Linked DNA regions of Mus musculus: regions 1 and 3 are each linked to region 2. A link is a loop called in an ENCODE intact Hi-C map of the cell type or tissue named here. Cell type or tissue: heart. All regions are shown on one strand.

The links. Hi-C counts contacts between places; a loop is a spot of excess contacts. Peaks named below come from ENCODE experiments on the same cell type or tissue, not always from the same donor. Only the 100,000 strongest peaks of a DNase experiment are listed, where the experiment ranks them.
Region 1: it touches region 2 in a loop (6-fold over the local background); 32 of 42 quality-filtered maps call a loop at or near these places.
Region 3: a loop joins it to region 2, with 3 times the contacts of the local background. A loop is called at or near these places in 11 of 42 quality-filtered maps.

What each region holds. Positions count from the first base shown.
Region 1 is chr14:41,028,986-41,036,985 of GRCm38, reverse strand. No RefSeq gene overlaps it. Among named protein-coding and RNA genes, the nearest start is that of Prxl2a, 19 kb to the right of the region's middle. In heart, a CTCF peak has its summit at 3,436 (motif pointing right); a DNase peak (open chromatin) is centred at 3,405; H3K27ac peaks cover 299 bases.
Region 2 is chr14:40,975,772-40,983,771 of GRCm38, reverse strand. Gm31839 (a long non-coding RNA gene) reads right to left here. Exons shown (of 3, transcript XR_874532.1): 2 at 6,182-6,238; 3 at 2,422-4,233. Among named protein-coding and RNA genes, the nearest start is that of Gm31839, 5.4 kb to the right of the region's middle. In heart, a CTCF peak has its summit at 4,604 (motif pointing left); a DNase peak (open chromatin) is centred at 4,591; H3K27ac peaks cover 597 bases.
Region 3 is chr14:40,787,638-40,795,637 of GRCm38, reverse strand. No RefSeq gene overlaps it. Among named protein-coding and RNA genes, the nearest start is that of Sh2d4b, 100 kb to the left of the region's middle. In heart, CTCF peaks have their summits at 3,804 (motif pointing right) and 6,349 (motif pointing right); no DNase peak of the experiment used is centred here.

The sequences.
Region 1 (8,000 bases), 53 kb before region 2:
GAAAAGCCAGACAATCGAGTAAGTTAGTCAGGGTTCTCTAGAGGAAGAGAAAGGGGATCTAATAGTATGGAGCAATGACCAACTCATGATGGAGAGGCAAAGAAATTAGTGCCTGCCCATTCCAAAAAGGGGAGCACCTCAGAGCAAGGGTGTTCTATTTCTCTTTGTTATAACAAAAGCAAATTGGAGAAGGAAGAGTTTACTTTAACTGGGATTAACTAAAACCCAAAACTATCTGGGCACACTTTTAAGGGATTTTTGCTTAATTAAATCATCTGAGGTGGGAAAGTGGGGAGACCCACTTCTAATCTGGGCCATACCTTCTGGGGGTAGCCTATATAAAGGACATGGAAGAAGGAAGCCCTGCTCTTTGCCTGCTTGCTCTTGCCCTCACTAGCAAGCCCATTCCTTCACTGGCATTAGAGCCTCCTTCTTTGAGATTCCAGTGTATCCTGAAGACCAGTTGAATCATCCAGCCTTGTGAACAACTGGATTCTCGGACCTTCCACTCATTCATATGCAGCCATTGCTGGGTAGGTTATTCTAATAATATATATATATATATATATATATATATATATATATATGATGTATATAATATATATGATATGTATATAATATGACATATTATATATATATGGAGAGAGAGAGAGAGAGATTCATCCTTTAAGTTTTGTTACTCTAGGGAACCCTGATTAATACATTTATACATCAAGATATATGCACAAGGTTATTCACCAAAATAGCCTCATCTGTGGACTGAGATAATTTAAATATCTATCAGGAACTGGAATGAGGAACTGCAAATAAAATAAAATAAAATAAAAACCTTATATGTATGGTGGTGGGAGGGAGCAGATATGGAAGGCAGTGAGAGAGAAAATGGATTGGGTTATCTTCTTGAAAACTTTATTTCATTGGGTTCGGCATTTAAATAAAGCCCTGTTGTATAACAGTTCCTTCTGAGACTGAAATATTCCAACCTGCAGAAAGCTCCTGAAACGGAAAGGTAAATAACTGAAAATAGCTCAGGAAGTCCATGAAACTGACTTCACTAGGTCCCTCCCTGCCAGAGTAACAATAAAAACTGAGAGTCCCTCTCAGATGAGCAGAAGCTGGGCTACAATAGAAGACCCTCAGATAATCCAAGCTGCAAAGAAGATGCTGAGACCATACCAGCTGTCTGGAAAAAGCAAAACGAAGCTGAGCTACCAAGAAGAGACTTAGACCAACTGGAAAGAACACGCTCTGACCTGTTGAGCTGCCTATAGGCTGTGCAGTGTGCTCAAGGTTTTAGGCTTTTGAGCTGTCACCTGTGCTGGGGTAGGCTTGTGTGATACATCTACCTTTGAGTCATTTCTGCTCCTATAAGTCATGCCTCTCACCCATAGTCCTGTAAGTAACACCAGTAAAACTCATTAGTTCACCAAGTTGGACATTGCTGGTATCTGTACTTGGGTCTGTTGTGGGTTCCCTATCTGGTGTGCGTAGATGTGTGTTGAGTCTCCTCAGAAAGTTTTGTCATCAAACAATTCCTTTTCTTTCAAATACCCGAGGGAGAAGGAAAAAATCAGGCTTAACTGGAGGAGGTGGCTAAGAACAGCTCCAGTTACCTCTTTTTACCACGAGGGGGCAGCATAGAGCCAAGAGCCGCAAGTGAGGAGGTGCTACTGGCCTGAGGACCATCTCCTGTAAACATTTCAGGTTTCATAATTAGTGGATTAAACTCCAGAATCTTGCTTTATACACCAGATTCTGATGTATAGATCTGACTAGCATCTAGAATTTTCTTAAAAGATCTGAACATTTCCTTAAGCAACCTCACAGAACAAGATAAAAAGGCACAGATGAGGACTTAACCGTAAGAGAAGGGATTATATAAAAAATTATTTTGATATGGTACTCACCTTTCTAAAATATTTCAGGTATATAATTAGATTGAACAAAATTCATTATTGAACTATCCCACTATGGATATTATGTAGTTGAAAGAGTGATAATGTAGTAAGTTAGTTGTCCTAACAAATGCATCGTCTAAGGGTGAGCACGTGTGTGTACATGCATGTATGCATTCATGTGTTTATATATACATGCTTGTATGTATATGCATGTGTACATATATATTTAAATGTATGTGTAAAGAACTGTGTAGAAAGATGGCCCTTTGAGTGATAGGATTACTACTAAATTTGTGTTTTATTATGCTTTTCTATGTTGCTTCAAATTCTCTAGCATGATTCTGAGCCCTTTATAAAACTCAAAACATATACACAAAAATTTCATTTGCAGTAAATAATTTTAAGCAAACCTTGTTAATATGCAAATGAGCAACTTTGTGTCTTCATTTTCACCACTGTGGAATCCTATTTATAGTTTAGCTTTGTTGTGACTTGCATGGTGTGGTAGTTTGGACGAGAATGGTCGTTATGTTTGAATGTTTGGTCCCAAGTTGATGGCAGTATTTAGGAAGGACTTGGATGTATGGCCTTGTTGAAGGAAGTGAGTCTCTGGGTTCAGGCTTTGCGGTTTCAGAAGCCCACACCAAGCTCACTCAGTCTCTCTCTCTCTCTCTCTCTCTCTCTCTCTCTCTCTCTCTCTCTCTCTCTCTCTCTCTCTCTCTCTCCTCCTCCTCCTCCTCCTCCTCCTCTCTCTCTCTGTCTCTCCTCCCTTCCTCTTTCCCTTCTTTCCTCCCTGCTTCTGTCTCAGAATTGTGAATGAGCTCTCAGCTACTACCACAGTGCCACATCTGTCTGCCTGTCCCCACGCTCCCTGCTATGATGGTCATGGTCTTACCCTCTGTACTGTAAAGCCCTAATAAACTCTTTCTTCTGTAACTTGCCTTAGTCATGTTGTCTCTCTCTTTATAACAAAAGAGAAGGCCCCAGCACCTGACAATCATGGAGTAACTTCTCTGACGGCATCCCTTTCTGTATTACTCTCAGGCTGTTTGGATTGTGAGGGATCTGCTAGTCCTAGGAACCTCTTCCTCCCCGGGGCAGGGCAAATGTATTAATATTTCACTGTGTGATTTGTTCTCTTTGGACTTTTGAACTTGCTGGTCCTTATCTGGGGTTCAGCAGGCCTTTGGGAGCTTTCTAAAGTCGTTCTACCCACAGTGTAATGGGAAAGCTAGGCTGTGGGAGGGAGATGTGATTCTCTGTCACGTTCTTCCGTTCTTTTTTTATCCACTTAAACAGTGAAAGAACCCACTGAAATGCCCTCATCCTCGGCTTCTCTGACACTTAAATGTTCTGTGAAGGACATGCCTGGGTCACCAAGAATTCCCAAGCTTCTGATGATACCACAGTTCTTACCATCATTCTTGGACTCACGTAATTTTAAGACAGTTCTTGTAGTTACAAGTAGCCAGTGCCCCTCCCCCTCCCCCCTTCCAGTACTTTCTCTGTGGATGAGAGACCAGCTGCTTTACGTTATATAGCCACAGGGTGGCAGCAGTGCTTCATGACTTTAACTTGCCTCTGCCGCAACTAGGAATTTTTTTTTTTTTTTTTTTTTGGTGGTGGTGGTGGGTTTTCTTTGTTTGGTTGGTTAGTTTTTGTTGTTGTTATTGTTTGTTTGGTTGGTTTGGTTTGGCTTCTTCACTTAACAAAACCTACATATATTTATAGTGTACAACATAATGACTTGAAATATGTATACATTGTGGAATGGCTAAATATAGAAATAATTAGCATATTCATTATTGCTCTTCCTTAGTGATTTTCTTATATGCATACCTGATTAACTATAGTTTGCATGCTGGACAGTAGATCTCTTGAACTCATTCTTTCTATCTCATGGAAATAGATCTTTTAACCACTTCGCAAACCAGTCTGCGCGCACGCACACACACACACTCACACATATCCCAAGGATCAACTCAAGAGAAAGGGTAGAAAGCAGTAAGAGCCAGAAGTCAAGAGAAGCCTATATGTTCCAGCGTTGAGGAAGAAGCCCTAGCTAAGTGCTACTGACAGTCATAGCTTCTAGGAGAGGGAGAATCAGCCTTCTTTAGGGCTAAGGGCTCTGGCGGATGATCGATCCCACACTCATGAGTGTAGGCACAGCACAAACTGGACTCAGTGGACTACTAAAACAAACCAAAACAGAAGTAGACATCACATGTGGGATGGGGCTTAGAAGAGTCACAGGGGACTGGAGAATAAATATGATCAAAATGTATTGTATACATGTATGAAATCACAAAGAATAAAGTACTTTTAAAGGCCTAAATAAAAAGTTTCCTTTTGTGTTTTTTTTTTCATGGAAATTTAATTAGCATACAATTTTCTGGGGCGAAAAAAAGCCCTGCTTTGGCTTATATAGGTGTCAATAATTTGCAAGACTGCAAAGCAACGAACAACTCATAAATAGCAGTGATTGTTTACTGAGCACCTATCAAGTTCAACTACTCCTTAAATCTGCTTTATTTGTAACTGCAAAGAAAGATAATGAGTAGAAGGACTATAAAGGAAACAGAGGCCCATGAGGAAGAAGTCATATTATTTTATGTTTGGTTCTGTCTGAATCCCTTTTCTATTTCTATAACAAAAATGCATAAGGCTGCATAATTTATCGAAATTTATGGAGGTTTTTGTTGTTGTCTGATTGGTTGGTTGGTTGGTTGGTTGGTTGGTTGGTTGGTTGGTTGGATGGTTGGTTGGTTGGTTGGTTGGTTGGTTGGTTGGTTGGATGGTTGGTTGGTTGGTTGGTTGGTTGGTTGGTTGGTTGGTTGGTTGGATGGTTGATTGGATGGTTAGTTGGTTGGTTGGTTGGATGGTTGGTTGGTTGGTTGGTTGGATGGTTGGATGGTTGGATGGTTGGTAGTTTTGGTGCTTGATTTTGAAAGCAGAGATGGAAGTTAAAAGAGTGCCGTGATCCTGGCTTCTAACAAGGGCATCATGCTACATGAATTACAACATGGCTGTTGTAAAAAAAAAAAAAAAAAAAAAAAAAAAAAAAAAAAAGAGCAGGCCAAAGACAGAAGACAATGATATATCTTGAACTAACCAGCTGTTGTACAGCACTGTCCTCTGCACAAACTGCCACCAACTTTAAGCTGGTCTGTGCCAGCTTGTAGACTGCTGACTATCCCTCATAGAAGGAGAGAATGGGAGAGTCATTTGAGCCTCACTTGAATATCCATCTGGACTCTCCACCCAGTCATCTGCCCTAATTGCATATGGCCTCTGAGTCTCTGGGGAGAGGCTATAGTAGACTTTTTGAGGGGTCTTCAGGAAGAAGGCCTCAGCTATGAGGCTATCGGGAAAGCTTTTCCAACATGGCTGCCTTGGGGTCAACAAACTCCTGACAGTAAACCTTCACTCATGCTTTGTAAGTAGGCCCAATAAACTCACTGGTTTCCAGGAGGAAGTTTGGTGGAATCTAACTGTGGTTTATCACTGGGGCCTTACAAGGAAGGAATGCAGACATTGCCTAGCCCCCTCTCCCACAAGGAGAAAATTGTCACAGCTCCATTTCTCTTGATTACCAACCCATTTCTTAGCGACAGACATTAATCAGTTTGGGAGTGGTACTTTCATGACCTGATCACCTCCCACTTCTGTTACGTTAAGGACCAAGTTTTCAGCTCATAACCCATGAGGCAACCAACTACATTCAGCCCATGGCCAGGTCTATGATTCATTTTGAATCAACTTTTGATTCTTTTTTATTTCATGTGTTCGTCTGATTATTCTGGCACCATTCATTGGAAAGACTGTCCTTTCTCCTATGAGTCACCTTTGTGCGTTTGTCAAAGATCTGTTGTCTGTACTTGCTTGTCTCTATTTGTAGACTGTTTTCTGCTCCACTGGACTGTGCATATGCACAGCTGTTGTGCCTCAGTTCTAAGCAATGCAAATGTCTAGGAAGTTTTGAGATGCGATCTCAAAAAAAGTTTTGAGAGTGTATCAACACTTATGACTAAACTAGTCATTTAAATTCTTTACGTTTCACATAAACTTTAAATTGAGCTTGTTGACCTCTACAAAATACCATGCTAGGATTTTACTGAGATTTTGTTCCGTCTATAATTCGAGTTGGAAACAATTGGCATATTAGCTACACCGAGTCTTCTAATCCGTGAGTATAGACTAGCTCCCACTAATTCCAGTTGTTTTTGCTTTCCTTCATCACTATCTTCTAGACACTCACAAATAGTCTAATTGGATTGATCTTAGCATTCATCTCATTTGAATGTGTCTGAGAAGTGTGTAGATGAGGTTGGCAGAAAGCTTGGCTGTTATGGTTGGTCAAGACTGTTATCTGTCATAAGAATGCAATGTGGTATGGTTCATTACAGTTCCTTTCTTAATGTTTGATACATATGGAGGCTGCTTTAGGTCAAATTTAATTCAATTGAAAAATTTTAAAAGAATGCATTTTGTTGTTATTGAGTGAAATATTTTATAAACATTAAAAAATCCGATTGATTGATAGTGCTGCCTAGGTGATTGTATATGTACTAACTTCTTCCTATTTGAGTTGTTACTGAGAGAGAGAGAGAGAGAGAGAGAGAGAGAGAAGTTCTACTCTACTTCTGGCTGTTTTTCTATTTGGATCTTACTGCATGTTGTATTATTTGTAGAATCCCTGAAACAGGGTAGTTTGCCAAGGCCAAAGAGTAATTTTTGAGAATTCTGAAGTCTAAAAAGTCCAGGGTCAAGGAGCCTGCCTGCCTCTGGTAAAGCCATTCCCGCTGCCTCCTGTCCTAGTGAGAACAAAAGAGCTAGAAAATGTGTGTTTGGGGACGGGGGCAGGCAAACATTTTTTTTTTTCATCAGAGCCCACTCCTGCAATGACAAAGTTACTTGAAGCTACTCTTGATGAGCAGTGTTCATTCATGAGAGCTCAGCCTTCCTAATTTCATCGCATCTTAAATGTCTCAGCTAAGGCGCAATGGGTATGCCAATGTGGATGGGGGAAAGATTAGTAGGCCCCAACCCTCCACAAAGAATTACAAGCAACTAAGCAAAGCAAGAGTCAGAGAAATCTTCTTACACAGAGAAAACTGGCCATCCAGTTCCAAATGATCAGTCCTGAAAACAAGTAATGAAATACTGTCTGAGCAGGTTGTATTTATGTGTTTTAAACAATATGTATGTATGTATGCACATATGTATTATTTATGTGTTGTAATGTATATCACACACACACACATACACATACACATATATACAGGTCTTAACACCAATTTTTTAAAAAAGCAACCATGAATTTGGAAGAGAGCAATGGGGGAGAGGTGCGTGGGTGGGAGGTTTGGAGGGAGGAAAGTGAAGGGGAAATGATATAATTGAATTTTCAAAAAAATTTTTAAAGTTAAGTTTAAAAGTCTCATCTAGCAACAATATTCTAACGTGAGTTTGAGGGCGTACATTGAAACAGTAACTTTCCACTCTAACCTCCCATCCAAACCCTTCCTGTATGCACTTGTTCTATACAAACTGCTCCAAAGTTCAAAGTTCTAACACCAACTGAGAAGTTCAAAGTGCAAAGTTCCATCTGAATGAGCTCTGATGAGGTTAACGTGACACTCACCTCTTGGGAAAGTTCTCTCCAATCTGAGCTGATTACAGGAACAAAATTGCCAGTGTCAGGGCACACTCCTGAAATCCTGGCACTCAGGAGACACAGAAAGAAGATCATGAGTTCCAGACCAGCCTGGGCTAGGCACCGAGACCCTGCCTCAAAAAAGTTGAGAGAGAGAGAGAGAGAGAGAGAGAGAGAGAGAGGAAGGAAGGAAGGAAGGAAGGAAGGAAGGGAGGGAGGGAGGGAGGGAGGGAGGGAGGGAGGAAGGAAGGAAGGAAGGAAGGAAGGAAGGAAGGAAGGAAGGAAAAAGGGGAAGGGAGGGAAGGAGAGAGAAGGGTGAGGCAGCAGAGGATAGGAGAAAGAAGAAAAGGGATTGACAAATGGCTTCTAGAATATGGCCATAGGACAATAGTTGACAACCCATTCTTAAAAAGGAGAAATAGCAAAGAGAAAATGGGTTACTGCCCAAA
Region 2 (8,000 bases):
ATTACAGGTAGTTGTGAACCACCACATGGTTGCTGGGATTTGAACTCAGAGTGTCAGAAGAGTAGTCAGTGCTATTATTACCCACCGAGCCATCTCGCCAGCCCGAGGCAATAAGGTTTTTGAGTTCAAGTCCAAACTGGCCACACCATGAGACACTGTCTAGTGACACAAAACAGGCGCTTGTGAGATGGCTCAGAGGGTAAAAACACCTGCCACAGAAGCATGGTGACCTGAGTTCAATCCCCAAATCCATATAAACATGGAAGGAGAGAACCGACTCCACACAGTTATATAAACATGGAAGGAGAGAACCGACTCCACACAGTTGTCCCCTGACCTATACTTGTCCACAGAACACACACACATACACTAACAACAACAACAACAACAATAACAGTAATAAATAAAAATTTTTAAAATAATGGTCTCTCAGAAGCTAAGGAGACTCTACTATGTCCTTCAGAACCAGGCTGTTTTTATTGAACTGTTGGGATTAATCTCTTCGTGACTGCCAGTAATTAATTACCTAAAAGTCTATGGGGTTTTTTTTTTGTTTTGTTTTGTTTTTTGTTTTTGGTTTTTAGATTGTGGAGATAGAGTAAAATGTATCATTTATCTTGAAACATGAAAAGCTCCAACTTTTCAGATAAGATAATATTTGAAGCTTCAGAAGCCATCTCTGAAAGGAACTCTTTTTGGCATCCCTTTTTATTATATATTCCTGCATACAAACTGTAGCATGTGTGGCTATTTAGTATTCCATTCCTTGTGTTTTTCAACTTCTAGATTGAGGTTATAAGAAACCAATGATGAGTGTAATTTAACATTCACAACGTCATATCTAACACTGATGAGAATATATGTTTTGAATATATTCTTAAATGTATGTTGACATGAAACATGAATAGTTTTACAATATGTCCATGTGTCTGTTGTAGGTACACTGGCTCCTCCTAGTAAGTGAATGCTTATTGCAATGTACTTTTACAGTATGTTAAAATGCAGCTAATTTCATAATATGTGGTGTGTGATATAGGCTACCTTGTCTTTCACTTTTTTCGTAGAAGTGTTAAGTTTTAAAGGTCAAGACAGTAGAAGTTGTTTGTGAGATTGATGTTTATCAAAATAAAATTACACTTTAAAAGCCACGGCTTCTGCTGCATATGGTTCATATCTATCATCTTAGTGGTGAGACAGCAAAGGCAGGAGATTCGAATGGCCATAACTTACAGGCATGGCTGGTATAGACAGAGTTCTAGGCCAGCGGGGGCTTCACAGATCTGTTTCAAAACAGCAACAACACAGCAAAGCAAAAATCTGACTTCCTATAATATGATAAATGTGTTAATTAGTTTGATTATTTCTAGAAGAGGGAGATAGTTCAAACATACATACATCCTGTTAATAGACATGGTTATCAATTTAAAAACTTTTAAAGATTATTTCAGTCTTTAAATACTCTTACATAATTCTTAAAACTCAACACTAGTGAAATGAATATATGTATTTATATATGCATGTATTTTAAAATACTTTGTGTATGGGTTGGAGAGAGAGCTTAACAGTTAAGAGCACAGACTGTTCTTCCAGAGGTCCTGAGTTCAATTCCCAGCAACCACATGGTGGGTCACAACCATCATAAATGGGATCCAATGCCCTCTTCTGGTGTGTCTGAAGACAGCTACAGTGTACTCATATAATAAATCTTTAAAAAAATAATACTTTGTGTGTGTATGTTCATGCAGGTGTGACTGTGTGTGTGTGTTTTTGTGTGTGTGTGTGTGTACGCACACACACATGTCCCCAACAGAGGACAACTAAAGGTGTCATCCTTAAAAACACCATCTACCTCTTTTGAGACAAGGTCTCCTATTGACTTGGGGCTCCTTACATTGGTGTTTTTTATCTGCCAATAGAGGGTCATCAACTGTAACAAACCTATTTACAGGATATTGATAATGGGGGAAGCTGCGCAGATATGAGGTTGGGGATACATAGAGAAGTCTATTATTCCTTCCACTAAGTTTTATTGTGAACCTAAAACTGCTTCAAAAAATAAAAGTTTGTATTTTTGGTTTTTGTTTTGTTTTGGCTAACAACTCAATCAACTGGGCAGAGATATGAGAAGAACTTAAGAGAACAGGAAATAAAATTGAATCTTAAGTATAAATCTACCTAGTTTTATTCATAATTATTACATGTTAATAAATTGGTCAGTATGTATGTATTGTGTATGTATGTATTGTGATTGTTTGTATGTATGTATAACACAAAACTCCAATATGTTATTTGATGCCAAATAACATATTGCTATGAAATAATTAAAAGTAAAGTTTTTTGCTTGTTTTGTTTTGTTTCTGAGACAGAATCTCTCCACACAACCGTTGATGTCTTGGAACTCACTATGTAAACTAGGCTAGCCTCAAACTCACAGAGATCTGCCTACCTCTACCTCCTAAGTGCTGCGATTGAAGGCATATGCCACCATGCTCAGCGAAGGCAAAAAGTGTTTAGTGTGCTTAGTGAGTATATCATATATAATATATCAGTATATTTGGGGCTTGGTTTTGAGACAAGATCTTGCTATGTTTCTCAAGTTGACCATGAACTCTTGGACACAGGTAATCCGCCTTCTCCCTCTTTCTAAATAGCTGGAACTATAGGCATAAATGGGATCCAACCACATCAGGCCTATAAGGTATTTGTAATACAAACCATGTTGACAAGGCCAGTTGGTATATTAAAAGCTGAAGTATACAGAATTCGATGCAATTTGTCTCCATCTACCTATATATTGTTAGGTAGGGTGAAACAAGAATGTTATTTATTTCTCTCATGTGTAAAAATCTGCACATAAGCAATTCAGGCTGAGAAGGTCAGGGAGTAGATTTTTTTTTTTTTTGTACTGTTACTACACCATCCTAAGTTTATGTCTTCTGTCTGAAAGATCCCCATAGTTCACCAGAATATACCTTTTCCCCTCAAGACCCAACTTGGAAATTGTATATTTCACTTTTGCTCTCAGCCTACTGGTCAAAACTCAAGGGCAAAGTTAACTGCAAGAATAGCAAGAAAATCTATCCTTCCTTCTTTCCTCTTCTCGTCTCTTCCTTCTTTTGTCCTATTTCTGTTAATCTCTTTCTGGTACCAGTGTGTCTAAGCTTCACACCCAAGCCCAGAAATGTAGCCTTTCTCATAAATGGCTTTGGCCTTGTATACTTCAGTGGTTATAACTTATCTCTTCTCCCCCTTCTTCCTCCCCAAAGAATGAATTTCAAGTGAAACCAACTGTGTATGCCCTGATATATGCACAGAAAAAAAAATACATGAAAACCTGGTAATAGCATTTGTCTCCAGGACAAGGCTGTAGTAGTTGGGGACATGGGTGGGAGAAGAATGTTTCACTTAATATGCTTTTGTACATTTATAACTTTTTCCATATGGATGTATTAACTAGCCACACATTTTGAACAAAGCAAATACTAGCAAATTATGTGCTTAGTAAACCTGCTGCCTGGTTCACTGATGAGGAATTTGCTTGTTTTCCTTCAGCCCCCTCAAAGAGGGTTATAGATAGATGTGGTGTGAAACACAGGCCACATGAACTGGAAAATCCATATGGTTTGAGGAGCCTGAAAAACCCTGTGGGCAGCATGAGCAGAGGGCTGGAAAAGAACACAAATCCAGATAAGGGCCTGGGAGAGCCAGGCTTCCTGAGCTGGCAGATCCAGCTGGCCCTGGCCACTCTTCCAGACCATGCTTAGCTTTAACTCATTAGAGAGACAGGAGGCTGGTTCTGCTTCCAGGTGCCTGCCACACATGCAGCTCGAGCAGAATAGAGGTGGGGAATGCTGCAGTTCTTCAGGCAGGGCAGGGGCACTGAGAGAGGGTGTGGAAACTGAGGCACAGACAGCTCCTAAGGCAAAGGGCACCACTTGCCCTTTGAGCTGGGAGTCTTTTAAGTCTCTGCCAGGCAGAGGCCAGACTCTCCTTATCTGACTTTTGTTCCTTTTCCAGCTTTTGTGGATCAAGGGAACCTTGAGGCAAACTTCTGGGGTGTATGGGTGGGGCCTAGGAGGCCCTTGTGCAAGAGGACATCTGATACCCTGCCCCACTGGGTTGTGGAGAGATCATAGAAATGATGCTCTTCTCCTCAGTCAGTCTTCCAGCATCCTCAAAGGGTGTCCATGGGGTTCTGTGCACACCGAGTGACTCGCTACCTCCACATTTTGTCTAACCTCCAATGAGAGAAAAAAGAAACAGTTCACAGCCCTCTAGATATCCACAAATTACTTCTACAATTAATAAATCAGGATTTTATACTTTTAACTCAATAGATATCCCCAACCTCTTAAACATGAAATGCAATCATCTGCCCGGTAATGACTTAGAGTCTTATAAATGTCCCAAGCACCTTTAAATGTTGAAAATAACAGCATAATCATTGCAAGATTGTATCAACGGACTCACCAAATCTGCTTACAGTGCTGGTATGCACAGTGCTGAATAGGCTTTGTTATGCCTTGCCATTAGCAATCCTAGGAGCAGGAGAGACAGGCCGGATAGATATACCCATGTGTTGTCCATCACTGCCCTCTACTGGGTACAGCTAAGCCCCACCCACTTAGACTGTCCATGTTCTTCAGTGTCAGGGCTGCTTCTCTACATTTGTAGCCTTTTACTGGAACTATTTTACAAGACCCCAGGTAAATTGCCGCATAAAAAACCAAAATTGGTAGCTGGCTCAATGGTTTACTAGGCAAAAGTGTTTTCCATACAACCCTGATGACTTGAGTTTGATCCCAAGAACCCATATAAAAAGCCGGATACAATAATGAACATCTTAACCCAGCACTGGTATAGCAAGATGGGAGATGGGAATCTGGAGACCCTTCAGAGCTCATGGGTCAGCTAGTCTGGAGGATGAAGTATGGTAGGAACAAGAAAGACACGGGCCTGTGGGGGCGGGGAGGGGGTGAGTTAAAAATCAGCTCCTCTAGAAAAACAAAAAACAAACAAACAAAAGATCAGCTCCTAACATTGTCCTCTCACCACCACACCAGCACCCAAGGGTGCATGTAAACACTATTACTACATTCTGAAGAGCAACTAGAGCACTGATGGGATGGTATGCTGGTTTGTTTTTATGTAAAGTTCTAAATCTTGGCTGTAGGACAGTGAACATCTTTGATGCTTTTCAAAGCTGATCCACATTGTTACTTTATAGTCATCAATGCTGAGGGCCATTTGAGCAGTTGCTGAAAATACTGTCCTAGACACAAGCCAAAACCCATCTAATGATTCCTTTTATGAAATTCAAGCCACTAAACTCAAACAACAGTTCTTAAAGTCAATCACTGAATGTCCTGTCACAGGGTAACTCTATTCAATCTTCTTATTTATGTATATGTATATATTTTAGGATGCTTCTCCAGTAGTAGGTTTCCATATTGAAATGTACTTAATATTAATTAACTGTCTCTGAATGCCCTCCTCTACCCTGACGCCCACCTTGACTCCATTAAACCTTTCCTGTTCCATGATTCACATTTTCCCTGTTATATCACTGCATGCTGTCTCGTGTCCCCTGAAAGACACCCTATGACCCCTTACTAGCTTCCTGATCTCTGAGATTATTCCAAATGAAACACACATATTAAAAAATTCAAGGTCTGCATTCATATCACAAACATGTAATATTTTGTCTTTCTGCATCCAAGTTCCCTCACTCAGGATGACTCTTTCCAGCCCCATCCGTTTAGCTGCAAATTTGATAATTTCATTTCTCTTTTCTCTTCTATAAGTTTAGAATTCTTTGAGAATTTCATACAAGGTATTTTGATTATATCCATCCCCAACTTTCCCCTTTAATTCCCCAGTTTCCTCTACTCTCCCAATTTTGTGCCATGTGTTTATAAAACTAATGACCCATTCCTCTGCTATGTACTATAGGCCAGCAAATAAGATGTCCAGGTCCAGGAGTAGGGAGCTTCCTTTGGAGATTTTGGCCAGTGGCATCCCAAAGACCCTCCCCACCTCCCAGGCATTACAGACTATTGTCCTTGCTCTTGACAATCTTGACCAAACTTCAAGTCAGACCAGAACTTGACAATAAGACCCTGTTGCTGAAGACACCATACACTTGAGTCACAGAATGCAGAGACATCAATCCGGTACTGACCTGGGAGCTTCATCCCCAACTGCTTAGCTTTCATAGTGCCGGAATGTACACTGCACACTATCAGAGGAGAAAGGTAATTGTCAGTCTTACCCAGCCATGGATCCCATGAGATACAGTGATGTCTGACCTGGCAGGGTGGTGCCCGCCAGAGCGATAGCAACACAGCTGTTATAGAAGTAATCAAACACTCTCTGTTTGGCTTTTTAAGGCCCAAGCTATGGTATACTTCCTCCAGCAAGGCCACACCTCTTACACCTGCCCAAACTGCTCCACCAACTGGGGAACACAGGTTCAATAGCTGGAGACTCTGCAGTGCATCTCATTCAGACCACCAGAGACCATGTCTCAAAGAATGGAATACAGTGGAATACAGTTGACAGCAATTGAGGAAGACACTGAATGTTGACCTCTAGCCTGCATGCACGCCCGCGCACGCACACACACACATACACACATACACACACACACACACACACACACACACACACACGGTTCTGTTACACGTTCTTCACTCTGGTTACAGTGAATGGAACTGTAATGATGGAAGTAGTGACTCCTACCTATAATTGTAGCTCTTGGGTCACTCAAGCAATAGATTGATACAAGTTTGAGGCCAGCCTGGGCTACAATTTGATTCCTGCCCCTCACCCCTAACAAGAACAGTTTGTCCAAGAAGGAACACATATGCTGCTGGCTGGCCCGAGTGACCAGCATATATTTTAAGAGGCCTTTTTAAAATTAGATATTCTCTTTATATACATTTCAAATGCTATCCAGAAAGTTCCCTATACCCTCCCCCTGCCCTGCTCCCCTCCCCACCCACTCCCACTTCTTGGCCCTGGCATTCCCCTGTACTGGGGCATATAAAGTTTGCAATACCAAGGGGCCTCTCTTCCCAGTGATGGCTGACTAGGCCATCTTCTGCTACATATGCAGCTAGAGATACGAGCTCTGGGGGTACCTCATAGGTACCCCCATGGGTAGTTCATATTGTTGTTCTACGTATAGGGTGGCAGATCCCTTCAGCTCCTTGGGTACTTTCTCTAGCTCCTCCATTGGGGCCCTGTGCTCCATCCTATAGATGACTGTGAGCATCCACTTCTGTGTTTGCCAGGCACTGGCATAGCCTCATACGAGACAGCTATACCAAGGGCCATTCAGCAAAATCTTTCTGGCATATGAAATAGTGTCTGGGTTTGGTGGCTGATTATGGGATAGATCCCCCTAAGAGCAGGGACCAGAGACCAATGACCCACCTAGGAAGCAATGGGCAAATCTGGCATGATCTTGAGTGAGAATGTAGCCAGAAACTGCTGGGGTAGTAAAAACAGAGACCAGCAATGGGGAGTGGGTGACATGGGACAGTGCTAGACACAGCCCTTGCTGTGGGGCTGTTCCAGAAGGCTTCCTACCTCCCCGAGACCTGGGCACAGGGAACACAGAAAGGTGACAGCATGTGAGGAGACCAAGCATTCAGGAAGCAAACTGTTCCAGAGGTGGGTGTGCAGGAAGGAAGGGAGGCAGGAGGCGGTGGAGAAAGAAATGAGGCTACAAGGCCTCACTGACCTTATAAGCTGCTGGGAAATGAGGCTTTGTAACGTTGCCCCAACAGCCTGTGAGTGGATATAGATAGGAGGCAATGGTGGTGACTGGAGCAGAGTCTGGCTGGATTGCTTCCTTCTTCCACCACAATTCAAAGTGAGTTACCGAATTCAAACTCTAGGTCTTATTTATGCAGCCATTACCTGGAAGATGTTGGCCCTGGGTCACGAAGTATGAGGAGACCTGCCGTCAGAATGTGTTTGCTACAGCCCATTCT
Region 3 (8,000 bases), 190 kb after region 2:
AGTCAGTATAAATCAGGGATGGAAGCCCCTGCCCTTTGCCTATATTCTTCTTGTTTGGGACTATTGCTTCATTTTACAGTCTATAGATCTGTGTACTGTCTGGCCAGTGTCTAGTTTCTCTGTTGCTGGACATTTCCTGCAATTTTGTAAACCTCCTACCCTGTTCTGGGTGCTGGGAATACAGGGACCAGTCAGCTGCCGGCAGCATTGGTGGGTCTCCAGGGTCCACATGAGGCCATTGTGTAAGAGCTCTGCCCTCCCCCAAACCTCTTTTAGCAACACTGCTGCCAATTTCTGGCTGTCAGCAGTTCACACCTGCTGCTCTTCCTCCAAGGACTGGTCTTCGGGCAGTTGGACTTAATGTTTCCACCCTTCATCCCTAACCACACTGCCTATCAAGTCATGCTGACTATGGGCTATGGAATCGAAGTTAGTTGCCTTGAGTTGGGCCACTTCTGATCTGCAGAACTGTCTATAGTTACCCTCCAGAGTTTCTTTGAAGTGGAATGTGCCACCCTGAAGCTGTCTTCTGCCCTCTTGTCTGGGATCTGTCCCTCACTGGCTATGCCTTCTTCTGTTCCCCTTTCCTTCTTGCTTACAGGTCTGCCCTGGGAATACTTTACAAATCAATCATGAACGATTCTTCTCTGAAGGTCAGATTTTGCAAAGTCTTTATAAGGTAGTCATAAGATGCTGGTGAAGACAGTGCAAAACATGACGATGCAGGTTTAGGGTTCTATGGGTAGTTTCTAGGGCTGTATGTTTGCTTGTGTGTATGTATGACTTGTGGTGGTCCATATGCTAAAGGCTTCATGTGGCTACTAGTGTAGCTGAATGTGGGGGCAGAGGTGTGATCTCTGGGCTGCTTTGTCCTGAAATCTTAGCTGTGATTCTGTTTTTCATGATTTTTATCTTTGACAGATAATCTTGCCAACTTGATGGAATTGAAAAATTAAAATATGAGTATCTTTTTTTCTTTTTTCTTTTGGTTTTCCAAGACAGGATTTCTCTGTGTAGTCCTGGCTATCCTGGAACTCACTCTGTAGACCAGGCTGGCCTCAAACTCAGAAATCTGCCTGCCTCTGCCTCCCAAGTGCTGGGATTAAAGGCATGCACCACCACTGCCTGGTCCTGTGAGTATGCTTTTAAAGAGGCTTGTAGGTTAGGTTAGTTGAGGTCGCAGTATCTACCCTCAATTGGGTGATACAATCCCGTTGACTATACACTGAACAAAAAGGTAAACCCGAGCTGATTGCTATTCCTCTGCTACCCCAGGGTACTATGTGACCAGTTGCTGCAAGCTCCCGCTGTTTAGCCTTGTCTACCATGATGGGCAATATCTTCAAACTGTGAGCCTTCCGTCAGTTGCTTTTTGTAGCAGGCATGGTAGTCTTTGTGCTCATAGATAAGCACTTGGGGAACCTGGCATGTTAGCACACAGAGTTGTTCCCCCAAGGAAGGAATACAATACCTGCTATCTGCCCAGAAGGCAGGTTCTGGATGAAGTCTAACCTGGTGACTTTTGCACTATCTGTGTGGCAGAAGATCACAGTATACCCTTCCTCAGGCCCTTATCATAAGCTTGTTTTTTTCACCCAGTCGGTAGTACCTATCTCTATAGAAGCTGTCACATGCAGTCAATCTATAGAACTCATCATTATGGAAGGTGCCACATGTCATTTACAAAGAGCTTCAGTGTAGTCATGCTCAATTTTTATCTAGTTTACTTTATTCCTCAAAGTGATTTATGTATGCTTTATTGTACATACAGGATTGAGTTAACTATCACTAGAAAGTTTTCACCAAATTGTGTTGTGCTTAAAATACCAAAAATACAAATAGTTGGAGTCAGACCACAGAAGTATGAGCCAACTCTGGCTACTGACTCATGTTGAATCAAGCTTCCTTCTCGCCTCCTGTAGATCATCGCTCTGCTGGCTGTGGAGGTCACAGAGACTCTGCATCTTTTGTCATGTGTGTTGTTGCAGCAATAAGACAAATAGCTAATACACTACACACTTGTATAGATATTTCTGCAGCCTTCTGGTGGTCCTATCATCTTCTGCAATCTGAGCTCTGGTCACAAGTTTGTGGGACACTGAAGAAAAACAAAGGAAAGAGATGGCCATGTGGTCAGGTCTAGATGTGTGTGAATGCTTATGAAGCAGAAGGAGTTTGGGTTTAATAAAGACAGGGCCAGGAATAAGTTAGACCTACCTGGCCAGAAGCCAGGGTGGAGGGGTCTAGAGGGACTTCCAGTTACTCTGTCTCAGGATACAGCTCAGATAAGGAGACAGATCTTCTACCCTTCATGACCTAAAGTCTTTAATGATAGAACAAGTTGCCATCTGTTTCATTTTTAAATGGACATTTATATATCAGCTTCTGCTTCTAATGTCCAGAGCTGACAGCAAAGAAGAGCGTCAGCGTGTCTTAAATTCTAACCTTTCTTATTTAAGAGACACCAAGAAAAAGAATGACAACTTTTGAGCTTCTCTACACGTTCTCTTTTTTCTTTTTTGTAAATTTAAGGATATAGATATTTCTTTTGTATTTATGAGAACTCTGTTCTCATGCACAACAGAAGAGGGCATCAGATCTCATTGCAGATGGTTGTGAGCCATTATGTGGTTTGCTGGGAATTGAACTCAGGTCCTCTGGAAGAGCAGACAGTTCTCTTAACCCCTGGACCATCTCTCCAGAGATTCTTCCCATGAATTTCTACGTATTCTATGCAGACATACACACTGTAATCACTATGCTGCATTACAGATGAGGAAACTGAGGCTACAATAACCTGGGAAAATTGCTGGGTTACAGAGAGATGATTCCAGAATGTGAACATAGCCCCTCTGCGCTGTACAGCACCATGTTTCCCCCTTTGTGATCACAGGACATTTTACCTGCGGGTCACGTTCTGGTGTCTGCTCAGAGTACATGTGAAATACAGCTCACCTCCAGTGTGGCCATGAGGCATCAATCTTAGTTCTTTTGTGTCTTTCCAGCTTGGCTATGAGAGAACAAACACATTCATCAGGGTCGACCGAGACCACGATTAAGTGAACTGACTGTGAGCCTTGGGTTTACAGATGTAGGTGGGTCTGACCTTGGCAGCAAGGGGGCTCGTAAATGAAACTATGACATCCATAACTTCGAGATGCTGTGATTTACATCGCCGTGTAAATGAGAACCCTTTAGCTATACTGTGTGTAGGCTGCAAATTGTTGAAGACACTAACCTCCTGGATTGAAATCAGTGCGGTGATAAGGGCTACCTGCCTGATCACTATGTGCCAGAAGCACCAGAGATGTTTACGTGTCATCTCTACATGCCACACAAGAGCACAGTGAAGTACATGTTGATATGCTTGTTTTAAATATATAGAGTTCAAGGATGGAGATCCTTTTGATGGGTTTTCATAGCTGGTAAATAAAAATATTGACACTTAAGCATTTGGATTTGGTACTGAAGTCTGTGTACTTCCACATCGATTGTTTGCTACTCAGAATATAATCCCTTATGGGTAGCACCACCTAGGAGCTTGTGAGAAATTCAGGATTCCAGGTTGTACCCTACTAGTTGATGGGCATCTGCATCTTAACAAGGATTCCAAGTGATGCTTGGGCATACAGAATTTCAATGCACTGGTCTGAGTTACATTATCTCAATTTCTTTTTTTTCGAGGTCTTGATTCAATCTTGATTGCCACTGAGCATGCCTGTTCTAAGTTCTCCTGGTGGAGAATTCTCCCAGTTTTCTTAGATATTCATCACAGACCACAGAAACTGCCAGACCTGTGATACTTTATGTGGCCAGAAGGTGGCACTGGTGGAATCTCTCCCAGCATCTATGGAGATCTCCTTATAGCAGCAAAGGCAGAAAGCTCAGACCTGGGTCACAGGGAGGGTGCAATACATGGATTAAAAATGTCACTGGTCCAATTTGAGACCCATTCCACTGACAAGCACCAATCCCTAATACTATTAATGATATTCTGTTATGCTTGCAGACAGGAGTATGTTGTCCTCTGCAAGATTCACCCAACAGCTGACTCAGACAGATGCAGACACCCACAGACAAACAGTGGATAGAGCTTGGTAACTCTTATGGAAGAATAGGAATAAGGATTGCAGGTCCTGAAGGGGATAGGAACTCCATAGGAAGAGCAACAAAGTCAACTAACCTGGACCCTTGGGGCTCTAAGAGTCTGAACCACCAACCAAAGAACATACATGGGGTGGACCTAGGGCTCCCTGCTCATATGTAGCAGATGTACAGCTTGACCTTCATGCGAATCCTGAACAATTGGAATGGGGACCATCCCAAAAGCTGTTGCGGGTTGGTGCATTGTGTTCTACTAGCTGAGCTGCTTTGTCTGGCCTCAGTGGGAGAGGAAACAGAGAATTGAAGTGTCAGGGTGGAGGGCATACCCAGGAGATCCTCCACCCATTCAGAGGAGAAAAGGAGCGGGTGGGTGGAAGAAGTATTGTGAGAGGGGGTGTCAGTGAGGGGGCAGTGAACGGGATGTAAAATGAATAAGTAAAAACAACAACAAAAAATCAAAACCAAAACAAACACTCAACCACCACCACCACCACCACCACCAAAACGTCACTATGGGGGCTTTGTAGCACTATGGCAAAGAGGAAAGGGGATTTTTGTCAATGTCTGTGTTTCCTAGGAAGTGGTGTAAATAGTTTCAGCAGAAAACCAAACCAAACATGGTGCACCGCTGCTGAGCTGCAGTCTTGTAGCTTGTCCTCAGGCTCAGGAGGAAAGGCAGCATGGGGCCTGGCTACTAATGCTTACTTTGCTGCTTATTCCATCAGAACTTTGGGTCCTGGGTTCGTATCCTGCCTTTGAGAAATCAAGAATGCAAGGTCATAATATAATGTTAAGGAGCAACATTCCAATAAGTCAAAATTAAGGAAATCCCTTTGTTACACTGTGCACAGATCACCATGCCCAAACTCATCTAGTTAATGACTTGCATTATTTCTAACTTTATAATGTATATAAAAGTGAATATGGGGGGCACAAAGATGGCTCAGTCAAGAAGTACTTGTACATCATGAGGATATGAGTTTGATGTCCAGTACCCAAGTTTAAAAAGACAAGCAAACAAATAAACAACCCCCCAAATGGTGTGAAACAGCATATGCATGTAATTGTAGCAATGGGAAAGTGGAGACAGGAGGGTCACTGGAGCTCACTGGCATGGCAGCCTAGTGGAAATGGATGGCTTCAGGCCAATGACAGACCATGTCTCAAAAATAACACGGAGAACAGTTGAGGAAGACATCTGATACGAACCCTCACACATGCACCGATGCACACACATGTGTACACACATGAACACTCAGACAAAGATACAAAAGAGTGAGTATATAAAACAGAAAAGAAAATCATGAAATAAAACATCCAAAAGAATTCCCTAAACCCCAAAATTCTGGTGCATAAATGATACCTTTACTAAATAACTGCCTAACACATTCCTATAGGATTTCCATCTTTCTTTTCTGCTAGTTCTGAGACAGGTTCTCTGTAGCTCTGGCTGTCCTAGAACTTACTATGTGAACAAGGCTGTCTCCAACTCCCAGAGATCCACTTGTCCTTGCCACGCCCCCCAAATGTTGGGATTAAAGGTGTGTGCCACTACACCACGTCTGGGTCTCCATCTTTCTACATTTCTCTTTTGGAATTCATATGCTTTGGTGATCTTTCCATATTAATTGCCATTGAACAATGTTTTCATACAAAGGATTCAAAAAGGTCAGCTTGCTCCTTCTTTAATGTTGATCCCCATTTCTGCCTGTCTTATTTTGATAGCTGGGATTTGGAAACTGTAGGTTTTCAAATAGAGTCTCGGTGTTGCTAGCATTGTGAAAGAGTGCTCTTCAAATACTAAACCTGCACCACTGTGTTTCATCCTGGTCCCACCAACAGAGCACAACCATGGTGTGTCTGTAACTCTATGGTCTGTATTATTGAGTAAATTCTTGAAAGAACTCCCATTTCAACTAAAGGTCAGAGAAAATTCTGGCTGCTGCCATTAATTGTATATATTTTATAACTTGAAGGATTTCCCTGAGGTAAACATCATGTGTTTCAAACCTTCTGATTCCTTCAGCCCCCACCCTCATTGAATTCTGGGGGCAGCTACACATGAGCATGCTCCTAGGGAGACAGAACTGGTAGCCCTTTACAGCCACAACAGGTCGTCACAGGAGCCAGAGTCTATTGTGTATTATTATGCGGGTACTATTCCCACTGCATCTCCTTTGTCTTCTAGCTCTGTCTAAAGCAGGGCTGTCCATTGCTGCACAAGGACTCTGAACTGCAGGGGGCAGCACAAGCTATGAGCAAAGGCCGAGCAAGGCTCTAGAGGACCCTAGTAAGGATGATGGGTAAGCTTTCACAGCATACATTTTTCCCACTTCTCCTGAGCTGATTAAAAAACATCAACCAGTGTTACTTGTGTTCTTTGTTTTAATGACTACTTTCCCCACCATAATCCTGACCCCTGGAATATTCTCAAGTGGGGTTGGAACAGGTAAACTGTGCGTTTCCCTTTCACTTCTAAAGTGAAGGTTTATTCATTCAGAGAAGCATGGATCAGCTAGGTATGACCTCTGGCTGGTGCTGATTTTCTGCCCCTGTTCTTCCCCTGATTTTCGAACTGGGCTCCCTTATGAGGATGTATCAAGTCAGATGCAGAGTAAGGTTGGTTGAGAGAATGCAATTTCTCCAACCAGAAGCCATTCAGGAGCTCTACAGTGAAAATCCAAAGGGTGTTTTTGTAGGGCAAACATGGATGTGAAGTGAAGGAAGTAGCTGATTGGTCACATTCCACAGCTGGCATGTCTGTCTAGCCCACTGGACTATTCTTAGTTAATTATACCTTTGCTAACGGATTCTGATTGATTGGGCTCAAGTTCTGTTTTCTCTAATAGGGATTTACAAGAAATAGTCCAAGACTTTGCTTGCACATGCAAATCAAGCAGTTAAAGTTGCTTTGGGGAGTATGTTAGTCATCTCTCCAGCATGGTAACAAATAACAGAGATAATTAACTGCATAGGAAAAGGCTTATAGTGGCTGGGATTTAGAGCTTTTAGATGTCTCTGATAGTCGTGCTGGAGCATGTCCGGTCTAGAGAGCATGACAAAATACTACCTGTCCCCTAGGAATGGATGTGAAAGGAAAATGAGAAGAAATCAGCCTCACCATGCCTTTCCAGGACACATCCCAAATAACTCTAAGGTTTCCTGCTAGTCCTTATCTCACAAAGGTTCATCCATTTTCCAATGCTTCCACACTGGGTAGGGGGGTAGTATTTACCCTTTAGCCTTTGGAGGCAGTTTTAAAGATGAACTCTAGTAGGGATGATTAGCTTTGCTAGTTAGACACTCTTTGGCTTTGCTCTCTCTTTTAATTTACTTTAACAACTTTATAGGGCCAATGACCCAAGTTTTTCAGGTAGTAAGTGACATACAAATAAGACTGCACATATGTGTGTGTGTGTGCGTGCATGTGTGTGCGCGCATATTGGTATTGTGTACATGTATATGCTTAGGTGCATGCATGTATGTGCATGTATGGGTTGGTATTGTAAGTATGTGTGTATGTGTGGGTGTTTGCATGTGTGTGTGGTTGTTATGTGCATGTGTATTTGTATACATGTGTGTGTGTGTAAATATGTGTGTGTGCATGTGTCTTGTGGCAGGAACTTTTAGATTAAAAGAAATGTGAAAGGAAGGTACAATATGCAAATTGGGTCTCTTTTTTTCCATTTTTTATTAGGTATTTAGCTCATTTACATTTCCAATGCTATACCAAAAGTCCCCCATACCCACCCACCCCCACTCCGCTACCCACCCACTCCACCTTTTTGGCCCTGGCGTTCCCCTGTACTGGGGCATATAAAGTTTGCGTGTCCAATGGGCCTCTCTTTCCAGTGATGGCTGACTAGGCCATCTTTTGATACATATGCAGCTAGAGT